Linked DNA regions of Mus musculus: region 1 is linked to region 2. A link is a loop called in an ENCODE intact Hi-C map of the cell type or tissue named here. Cell type or tissue: left cerebral cortex. All regions are shown on one strand. Links, peaks and the distances in the headings refer to the core of each region. The heading gives the core; the rest is flanking DNA. Region 1 holds the start of D130040H23Rik (RIKEN cDNA D130040H23 gene). Region 2 has its middle 30 kb from the start of Slc18a1.

Region 1 (5,382 bases), core at 324-5,323, 150 kb after region 2:
TGGCTATCCAGTGCAATGTGATCAGCCCAGAAACCATAAACACACAGCCAAAAATAAGAAAATACTCAGCAGGTTGTAGTCATATATTAAGAGCTTGCTTATACATAACAAGGAAAATTTTGGGACAAGATGGAAAGAGGACGAGGAAGGGTGTGTGAGATGTAATATATTTTAATCAACCAGTATAAAAGGAAATTTTAAATAAAAAAGTAAGGCTAGAGAGATAGATGCTTCAGCAGTTAAGAGCACTGGGTGTTTTCCGGAGGACACAGGTTCCAGTTCCAGGACACATAAGGTTACTAATAATATGCTATGACTCCAGTTGCTGGGATCGTCTGCCCTCTTCTGGCCTCTGTGGGTTCTGAATAGACTCATGCAGGCAAACACTCATTACTAACATAAAAAAGAAAAATAAATCTTTGTGGATGTCACAGTCTTGAGAGAGACAGCAGCCAGGGTTGGTTAAAATGAACTCTTTCTTATTCTGCATGGCAACAGCCATCGCCTTCCTCTGAGCCAGCCTGCTCAGAGGCGAAAGCAGCCTTCTGAGCATAGAATAGCTCAGTGTAGCTGTTCACTGTAAGTACAGTGTCTACGGTGCCAATAGGTGACTTTTCCTTGATGTTTGCTATATTTGTGCTCTCTCTCATTTGTATGTGTGAAAATTATTGAATTGATACATCTATCTTTAAGAGTATAAAACATAATTAACAGGTATTATTGGCTCCTAAGTAAGATATATTCACAGACTCATTTACTTATGAGGAACCTGCCTGACTCCATTTTGAAGGCAGCAGCCATTATGCTGTATTTTTAAAAAATAGGTTTCCATTTACTGTAAGAGCTGAGCTGCTGCTTTTAATTTTGTTTCCTGGAGCTTGACCTGTCCCAACTCATGACCTTGATTTATTTTTGAGGACGCCTTGAACATTCCTGACCCTTCCTAACCACTCTTGCTAATCACATAATGACCATAGTGTGTGTTTTTGAGATATTTTTTCATATTACTTTACTGCCTCCATGTCTCCCTTCTGTAAACTGGCTTGGCAAATCTTATGATTTTACTCCTTAAAGTGGGTCAAAAATGAAGGGTTTCTCTCTTTAACCTGACTTAGGGGGCAGTTGCTGGCTAGCTCTTGGGTGCATCCCAATAAAATCAAGCTTGGTTCAAATTTGGCTCAAAATTGTGGTAGTGGCCTTATTCTCTCCTGGCTAGATTAACACATGATTTTCATTTATGATCTTGTGGTACAAGATGAACATGCCGGAGACATTTCCTTCCATCTTTTAAGATAATTTTTTTATGTTCCTGCTTGACTTTGAGTTAGAAGGCACATAAACGTCTCTGCTTTTAGATTGCGACCATGTTCAAAAGTGTATTTGTTAAATGAGCATGTTGAGGAATAAGCAGAACTCCACGTGAATGTGTCCAGGCTTCCTAAGAAAAATCCCCATGCTTCCTTTTTTGAGAAACAGCATTGCTTTGGAAATGACTCCCATGCCCATACAGGTAAGAACTTTGGCTCAGCATTTCTGTTTTGTCTGCTGTGATAGCAATTTTTGATAGTCAGACTGAATACATCTGGAATTAACTAAAACCCAATGGGCTGAAAACATGCGAGGGATTTTAATTAAAGCTTTTAAAGTGGAAAGACATTTCAGGATCTTTTGAGGTGACAATATTCACCTTTAATCTGGGCCACACCTTCTGGTAACAGCCTACTTTTGTAAGTTCATTTCTTTACTGGCATTAGAGCCCCTATCTTTAAAATCGTGGGTTATACTGAAGACCGGCTGAGACAACCAGCCTAATGGACTGAACTAGTGAATTCTTCAACTTTTAGTTGGTAGACAGCCCTTCTTGGACTTGCTGGACCACAGCCTGTGAGCCATTCTAATAGATTCCCTTTCTACCTACATAGAGATCTGTTTTATCCCTTCTGTTCATCTAGAGAACCTTCACTAATACACAGCTATGTTCTTTTCACCTTAACTCAGGAACATGCTGGCTAAGAATAGTGTTCATAAAAGGCATGTTTCTATGAACCAATTCATTCTAAGTATTCAAGTTACCATGGAGACTATACTTTTCATTATTACTAATTTGTCAGGAGACAGGCCTGCATTTCATGAGGAAAACTCCTATAGGAGTGGAGTACCATTCAGCCTTCTGGTGGGAGGTATACCTATCATTGTGTTTCTGATCTGGTTCCAGCTTTTCTCTCAGGATATTCTGACGTACCCTTGCCTCCCAGGTTACATGCAGTTGAACTTCACCTAGCCTCAGTGTCAAGCAAAAGAACAAACGTTTTGATTCCTAAAATCTCTCCTTAATTGTTAATATTGTGGCTCCCTTCTACTTGTGGGACACAAAAATCACTCCACTCCACATTGTGAAATGAGATGCACAAGCCAGCCACCCAGTGTCCAGGAGGAAGAAGGAAATGTTGCTGAGTGCAGAAAGGCGGAAGGGTGAATGGTTGGAGGCAGGGGCAAATGCGACTGAAATGCAAATATGTGCATATCCGGGAAAGGTCTGGCCTTGGGGTTGATATCAGCTCTAGCAAACACTGTGCTGTGTCCCTTCTGCATCCTCTAAGCATAAGGGGGAGGTTCTTGTCACTCAAGTCTCATTAGCCAATCAGACCCTTGAGGCGGACCTCCAGTCAGAAGGGGAGGCGGGCTCTTCCGGGGGACTTTCTGCAGGCTGGAATCTGAAGCTTCCTTAGTGCTAGTGGTTCTTTGCCACTACCTGCGGCTTAAGCGCGAGCCTGGGAGAGAAGATATGGTGAGCGAGGGGCGGTTGCCTGGTGAGCAGTGGGCTTGTGAACCTCGGGAGCCCGTGTGGTTGGCCCTCCCTGGGGTCGGATGGGAAGCAGTGGTTAGATGCAGCCTGCTGTGAGATTCTTTGTGGTATTTGCATCTCCCTAGACCCCAGTGGTGGTCTGGGAGCTGCATCTGCGCAGAGCCTTGGGAACAGGGGTAGTGTGTAGAAGTATCCTTGTAGTCAGTTTCACCAGGCTTTTGTTGCATCTGAAGATGGCAGTTTGCCAAACTCAGAGAGTCCCAGTTTCTCTAGCATCTCTAGAATTTCTGTGCTTCATATTTAATATTTAGGAGTACGATCCATTTGGAGTTAGTTTTGGGGAGGTAGTAAATGGCGTTTCATGTGTTCGTTAGCACTCCGCTAATAATCTGTGATGGAGAAGGGTAGAGTTGATGATGGAAAGGATTTACCAATGCTTAGGAGATAATAAGTCACGCAAAGTAGAGTTTAGCTAAGGGTGGGCTGCCTCTAAAGCATCCTAAAGATGATGATAAGTAGTATGCTAACCAGGCTTCTTAGACATGAGGTGATCAGAAACACATGTTCACTCACCAGAATTGTCTCGACATTTGGCCCCAAACTCTAACAAAAGATTTACAACCAGCCACTAACGCAATCCGCATATTAAAAGGCAGTTAGTTGTCTAAAAGCTATTCAAAGAAGTAGTGCACGGTCACAACTAACATCAAGGTCTGGTGTGCTATACAGGTCTAGTTTTTCCCACTAAAAAAGCATAGTTTTGCCCGATGGGTAAGACACAGCTCTTTGAAAAGGAAGGGCACTGTTGTGTTGAGGGCTGGCCTGATCTAGCAAGGTTTTCCCTGAGGCTTTCCTGTGTGGAAAAGGAGCACTGCCCCTTCTCAAACTGAGGAACAAACCTGGTAGATCCAGTAGAAACCTGGATTGACACAGTTAAGTCAGCTCAGAGGTTTGAGACACAGGCCACTCACTGGCTGTAGCTGTGTGTCATGGGTTATACATCTCAACAGCTAACACTGTGCCCAGAGGCAAGGTCAATCGATATCTTATTAATGGCATTCCCTCTACTAAGGAAGGATCTACTCTTTTTCCAGGTCAATAGTGCTAAGATTTTTTTTTCAATTATTTTTACCTTTTAAAAATTTTTTAACTTAATAACATGTACACTTTTTATTTTCTTAATTTAGGTTATATGTGGGAAACTGAGACAGTAATTCAAATAAAAAAAGTGTTTTGGTTGTACACATAGAAGAGGTAATGGAGCAGAAAAGTGAGAAAAGCAGAGAGAACAACTGAAGGTGAATCCCCACAGGGAAACTCCAAAGCAATGTAAAGCACACGGGGAGTTTCCCCACCAGGAGAAGCAGCTGGCTGGGATCATGCTTTTACACATCACCTCCAGTCAGCAATTTGTTAAAAGTTGTCCGTCAAGGGAGATGATACACGTACATTTCGGCACGCTGAGCCTGCTGCAATGACTTAGGGTGACAGGCAAAACTAAAATAGCAAGAGACAAATATACCAGAGGGCTTAGAGTTAGCAGGTAGGCGGGATGTACTGATGTGCTCAGTAGAGTAATACAGACAGAGCACCAGCAATGCTGACCACATTTGTCATAGCATTCTCCAACTAAGTGGTGGTCCTATGCTACACGGTGTACTGTGTACCCAGTGTAGCTAAAGCATCAGTTAAGTACAAAATTATACATCATTTTTACCTTTTAAAAAAGTCAGTTATTGGTATCACTTTTTAAATGTAATTTTCTTTAAATGTGTCACTGCTCCAATCTCTATTTCTTTCTGTTCTCCAGTGTTTCCTTCTCGTTAGGAATTTTATTCTGTTTTTCTCAAATGCTATTTATGTATTGATTTCTGTTTACAGCAATGTCTCCCATAGCCCAGGCTTGCAATTTATCATTGCTTTCCACACCTAATCCTGCCTCTGCTGCCTAGTGCTTGAAAGGCAGTCCTGCAACTCCTTCCAGGAAAAGGGAAAAGAGACCAATGAATGATTGTCCTCTGCCCTCCTTGGCTTCTATTAGGAAATTACAAATGAAGAGGAACTTGTGTTAGAACCGAGTTCACTGACCAACTTTGAAACTGCTGTAGTCACAGCACAGAAAGGCAGGGTCAGGAAGGGTGGTGAGAGCTTTTTTGCTCTGGCAACAGTAGGGATTACCAATGAGTACTCTGGGAGTCAATTTTAGGTGATCAATCAATGTCCTGTTTCTTGGGTCCACAGGACATGCAATCAAGAATCTGAATAAAGAACTGAATTTATTTCTAGGAACCAAATTACTGTAGTTACACTAGTTTAACCAGTACAGAAGATCTGGTCAAACTGACATGGCCATGTCTAACAGGAGTGTTGCTTTTCCTGGATGAAAATGGAGAGTCTGAGAGAAAAGGTGTGAGTAATCCTAGGTGTGGTCTTCTACAAATCGATAGTCCCTTGAGCAGGTGGGGCCATAAAGCTGGGTTTCAACGTTAAAATATAATTTTTGAAATTGTAATTACATCATTTACAAATTATTTTTCCTTTCTCCTATATACTCCTTTATGCATTCTATGAAATGG
Region 2 (5,382 bases), core at 78-5,077:
TGTATATTTTCTAGAAGGTAGGTAGGATTCTTAGCCTCTGAGAATCCAAGCCTCTCCCATGTGGGTGACCAGAAGTCCTGCAAATACAGAACTTGGGACCAAGCCAGTGATGCCAGACTGATCCAAGTTGAAATGACTTTAAACCTCATCGTGCTTTGAACTGAGACATTCTGTTCCCTGATTCTGTTGTGCTTTTCCCAGCACTTAGTCTTTAGCAGCACTCAGGCATAGCCCTAGCAGTAGACCAATTTCAGCAATGGTTTACTCATCACACACGCATTGTGCAGACAGACCTTGGAAAGTACAGGTAAGCACAAAGAATTCTGTCAGAAACTCTAAAGATAAAGTTGCACTGAGTCATATTTGACAGATGTGAGGAGTCATATCTAAGAAGAGATTTCCCAGGGTGGTGGCACATAATCTTAGGACCTGAGAGGCAGGTACAGGCAGACCTGTGAGTTCTAGACAAGCTCCATCTACAAAGCTAGTTCTAGGAGAGCCGCGGCTGCTGGTAAATGCATATACTTAGAGATCAGTGTCCTGTGTGGGTCAGTCAGTGGCGTAATTAGGCAACAGCTCATCTAACCAAAATGAACATGTGTCTGACAGTTCTTGTGGCTAAGGATACATGTCAATGCTAGAAACTTGCCTCGTTAGTGTATGTGAGACTCTGGTTCTCAACCTCAAAGCAGCAGCAATAGAACGGTTCTTTTGTTTTTCATTTCATAAACAATTGCAAGCATAGTTCTGAACACCCATTTTCTTAGCACTCAGGAGGCTTAAAGTCCCACGGAAGAGAAGAAAGGTAACTAGGAGAAAACATTTCTTTAGCAATACTACAGAGGTGCTGGCCATTAAATCCAGGGTATTAACTAGCACTGAGCCTCAACCCCAGGACCGTAGAACAGCTTTAAAAGCCAACACTAATGAGTCTACTCCTCTGCCTCCCATTTGGTCAGGAGGATCAGCAAACACTGTTCTTCAATGTGCTCTGTGTGCTTCCCCGTCCCTGTCCCATGAGAGACACTTGTCTAAAGTGACAGAAGCTGACAGGAGGATGGCAATACCAGGAGACAAGTCTGGTTCCAAAGGGACTGGGTACGAGGTGCAGTTACAGCAGTGAAGAGGTAGCTGACATGGGAAGACTTTGGCCAGCAATTTCCTTTCAGGTCCATTCATAAAAGTAACAGGTTCCAGCTAGCAGTGGCCTGTCTTGTGTGGCCAGCGTGTGAGTTCACTTAGGAGCAGCTCATTCTTCTGCAGTAAGTAGTTTGGACCTAGGCTAGGCCAGCATTTGGGAGCACAGGACATGATTGCAGATTTACTGCCTCGTTTGACTTCACTACAAACATTCAAAACGGGTTATGACCCTCTGAAGAGCCCTTTCCAGCATTCTCTTTGAGGAAAATATACCAGTTACCCATGCATTTTGCTAGGTACTCTGAACTGTGAAATGCACGTATTAAGCCACGAAGGCATTTAATAAAGGTACAGGGTTGTGTACTTACAGGAGGACATGGAGTACAGAGAATGTTCTGAGCCACTGAAGGGGATGTGGACCATGAACACCACATACTGAACAGTCTGCCTATTTACCCGCCATGCAGCGGTCTTCAGCATAGTCTTAGAATCTCATGTCCACCGTCCTCGTACGGTGCTGTACCAACTAGAAGTCATTCCCTATTTCCTGGGACATAGCCTGTCCCAGGTAACTGCCACTCTTCTTCCTGTGTGGATTTACCCGTTCGATTTTAGAACCATAGTATGTTGCTTTTTGTGTCTGTCTTATTTCACTGATTATTAATGTTAAAACATGTCTCCATTTCTTTTTATTTCTGAGTAATGTCTAGATAAATTATGTTGCATACATCCATTCCCTGATTGGTGGGCATTTGAGTCATTTACATTTTCGGATCATCATGAATGAGTTTTACAAAGGTGTGCTTTTGTGTAGATGTGTTTCATTTGCTTTGTGCAGATGTTATATCTAATGTAAAGAACAGGGTCCACCTCCTCCCTTAAGGGTTAATCCAGTGTGGCAGGCCAGGGACCTGACTAGGAGCTACCCATATTTAAAATGAGTCCACTTAGTGCTGCTTGTGTGTGTATGGATGTGGGACCATGGCTAGCCTCCCAAGTTGGCCATCTCTGAAGGAAACTAATTCTCCCTTCCCAAAAGCCATTAACTGCCAATAGTTTCTCAGGGTGTCAGGGTTTGGTTTTGTTGTTGTTGTTGTTGTTTTGTTTGGTTTGGTTTGGTTTGGTTTGGTTTGGTTTTTCAAGACAGGGTTTCTCTGTATAGCCCTGGCTGTTGGGAACTCACTCTGTAGACCAGGCTGACCTCGAACTCAGAAATCCACCTGCCTCTGCCTCCCAAGTGCTGGGATTAAAGGTGTGTGTCACCACCGCCCAGCAGGGCGTCAGTATTTTTAATCCCAGTGTAAGAATACATACAATTAAAAAAAAAATACATACAATTAATTTTCAAACTTGTAGCACTTTCTGCATTTCTAGTTTTCACCACAAGGTGTCAATAAACCTGGCAGGAAAGCAGTTGAATGCTTTGGCCAGTAGAGGGCCCCTGGTGTTCCTCGGAGATTTCCTTTCTTTTCCTTCCCTTGCTCTCATTCCACCCGGGTCTGTCTTTGTAGCCTCCACTGTTGCACACCAAAAACCTCACCAAAGTTTTTTCACCTAAGGTTGGAGAGCAGTGGCTGGCGTCGGTACTTACTGTGAGCCTGGCAGCGATCTCAAGGCTTACTGAGTCCACTGGGTTTCATTAACCAAAGGAATTCTGGGAACAACCATGAGTTAGCCTGATGAGGAAGCCGCACATGGTTTTCCCCTCCGTGTCCTGGGAAGTCACTGGGCTTTAAAGATTCCCATAAGAATGCCTTTTATCCTTTGCACCACATCACAAAACCCAATGGCTGCCCTTGCATCTTTTCTCAAATGGAAGACAAAACAGGTGGGAAACGTGACCATTCCTAGAAGAATGTATTCCAAGCCTGAAACTAGTATGGCACCTTGTGTTTCCTCAAGGATCTTCACTTTATGTGCACTTTCTGGCTCTCAGTGGTGCCAGGAGCTTAGCCCAGGCAGGGGTCCTCTATGAAGAGGCAAAACTGAAGAGGGGGAGGAGCATCAGGGGCAAGATGGGGTCTTGGGAAAGAGTGGGGTTCCTTTCTATAATAACACATACCTATCTTGACTTTAGTTACTCTGAGGCCAGAAGCTACCTGCCTCGGGAGCTACCGACACTTGTTGCTAACAGCAGAGTGATTAGGTAAAGAATTTATTGCTATTGTTTGTTTCCTTCTCTGTTCAGGCAGCCAGAGCCTCTGTGACTCGGCTGGTTAACTCTGTGAACCAGAGAGGAAGGAAAGGAAAGGAAAAGTCTTTATACAGGCAGATATGCACAGACACACTCATACACCCACACGCTGGCTGGGCTGGACAGTCTGTCTGCCAGCTCCACAAAGTATTAATGCATGCTTACATAATACACATATACCTACTCGTATATATACAGACATGTACATATGGATGGATGGAGGACAGACGGACGCGGCAAAGCCCCCCAAGCCAAACCATCCCACCAACAACTATTTCTTTTCTCTGGCCTTTTTATATCTTCTTAGACAAAAAGTTCTTTAGAAAATTACCTCAGAGATAAAATGTTACATAAAATGGGAGTTACAGAAGGATGTTGCTATTAAGTTCAAGGCAGTGTTTCCATTTGCAAGCTTGTTATAAGTTCAAAGCAACAGTTTTTACATGGCCTTGCCTTATCATAGTGCACACCTGTGACTTTGTCTTTGAACCTAAATGTTTTTCCTTGAACACAAATTTGTCCCAAGCCTATTTCTCTTTTTAGTGTAATTATGAAAGCTCATTATATTTATGCAGCCTTTACTTACTATTATGAGGAGTGGGAACATTCTAATCTTGATTCTAACAGTATTACATCTTTCTAGCAAAGCAACTAAAACCAGCTCTTAAAACTTTCTTCTTAGCTAGGCAGTAGTTGTGCAAGCCTTTAATCCCAGCACTTGGGAGGCAGAGGCAGGCAGATTTCTGAGTTCGAGGCCAACCTGGTCTACAGAGTGAGTTCCAAAATAGCCAGGGCTACACAGAGAAACCCTGTCTCGAAAAACCCAAAAAACCAAAACAAAACCAAAAAAAAAAAAAAAAAAACTTTTTTCTTAAAATTATTGGAATCAAATCTGAAATTCTATAGAATCAATAATTCATCAAAATAGCATTAATTCATGAAAGTTTATCTTTATGTTAATCTGTAGGAAATCTGACCAATAGGGTGGGCTAATGCCCAGGGGTTATTATATTAATTTAATAACGACAAGAAAGGCATATCAACTACAAGAAGCAATCCTGAGATGAAGTCTCTTTGGGACCTTGCCATCAAGCTCACCCATCGAAGATCATGCCAACAACAATAACAACAAAAAGAAACAAAAAACGGTGAGCCACCTCCAGGAAGGCCACCTGCTAGCCTTAGCCTGTACTAGATGGCTCCTGACAAAGTAACTTACCCCAGTTACTGGCATTATACTCTTGTGCTTGTGTGTGTGTGTGTGTGTGTGCGTGCGTGTGCTCTATACTAAGTGTTTTCTGAAAGGGCAAACCTTTCAGAGGATAGCAGACAACTAATATTTTATAGAAGGAAAAATGGATAACTGGACTCAAGCCCCAGAATCAGAGATATACACTGCAGTCATCTCTGCTCAATCGACTTCGCAAGCTCTGGCTTTTGGAGCAGACCCCTTCAGTCTGGGGTGCTGGTTTGGGCGTCTCGTTTAAAAAGAAACAAATAAAAAATATGATGATGACGATAATAATACCTCTGGGGTTTGAGGTTGGACTGAAGATGAGCTAGAGCAGCCAGCTTGGACCGCGAAGACGCAGTGAGCTAAGCCTGCACTTCCTCATCACCAAGTTACTCTCGGATCTAAACTCATCTGCTCCCCCACCCCCATCCCGCACCCCTTTCTGAGACCTGCCCAGATGCCCCAGGGCTCTAGTCAGAAGGCTACGATTAAACAAAGGGCCATGCTCCCTCCCAAAGCCCAAGCAAAGCAGCAGGGGTCGCCGCCCGGACAGCAGGTTTGTAAGCAGATGCAAAAATGGGCCCGCAGCTGCCGCAGAGCACACCAACACACTGTTTTCTAATTCCCTCTCCCTGCTAAGTGCTGATTACCCGGCTCTGCGATCCTTACAAACACCTGACTTTAGCCAGTGGGGCTCTCGGAGAACAGAGCAGCTGGCAGGGCGCACTTCCGGCAAAGACCTAGCGGGGCAGCAGATGCGAGGCACTGATTATTCCGGGGTCGGGCTGCGCTAGGGACCTGCATTTGCACTTCA

What was found. A loop is a pair of places that touch in the nucleus more often than their neighbours do. Peaks named below come from ENCODE experiments on the same cell type or tissue, not always from the same donor. Only the 100,000 strongest peaks of a DNase experiment are listed, where the experiment ranks them.
Region 1: a loop joins it to region 2, with 3 times the contacts of the local background. A loop is called at or near these places in 12 of 42 quality-filtered maps.

Annotation. Positions count from the first base shown.
Region 1 is chr8:69,268,404-69,273,785 of GRCm38, forward strand. It overlaps D130040H23Rik (RIKEN cDNA D130040H23 gene), which reads left to right and starts at 2,701. Exons shown (of 5, transcript NM_001384124.1): 1 at 2,701-2,788. In left cerebral cortex, for the core only: a CTCF peak has its summit at 341 (motif pointing left); DNase peaks (open chromatin) are centred at 346, 2,653 and 3,533; H3K4me3 peaks cover 1,514 bases; H3K27ac peaks cover 1,140 bases.
Region 2 is chr8:69,116,489-69,121,870 of GRCm38, forward strand. No RefSeq gene overlaps it. Among named protein-coding and RNA genes, the nearest start is that of Slc18a1, 30 kb to the left of the region's middle. In left cerebral cortex, for the core only: a CTCF peak has its summit at 2,553 (motif pointing right); DNase peaks (open chromatin) are centred at 164, 2,583, 3,465 and 5,008; H3K4me3 peaks cover 84 bases.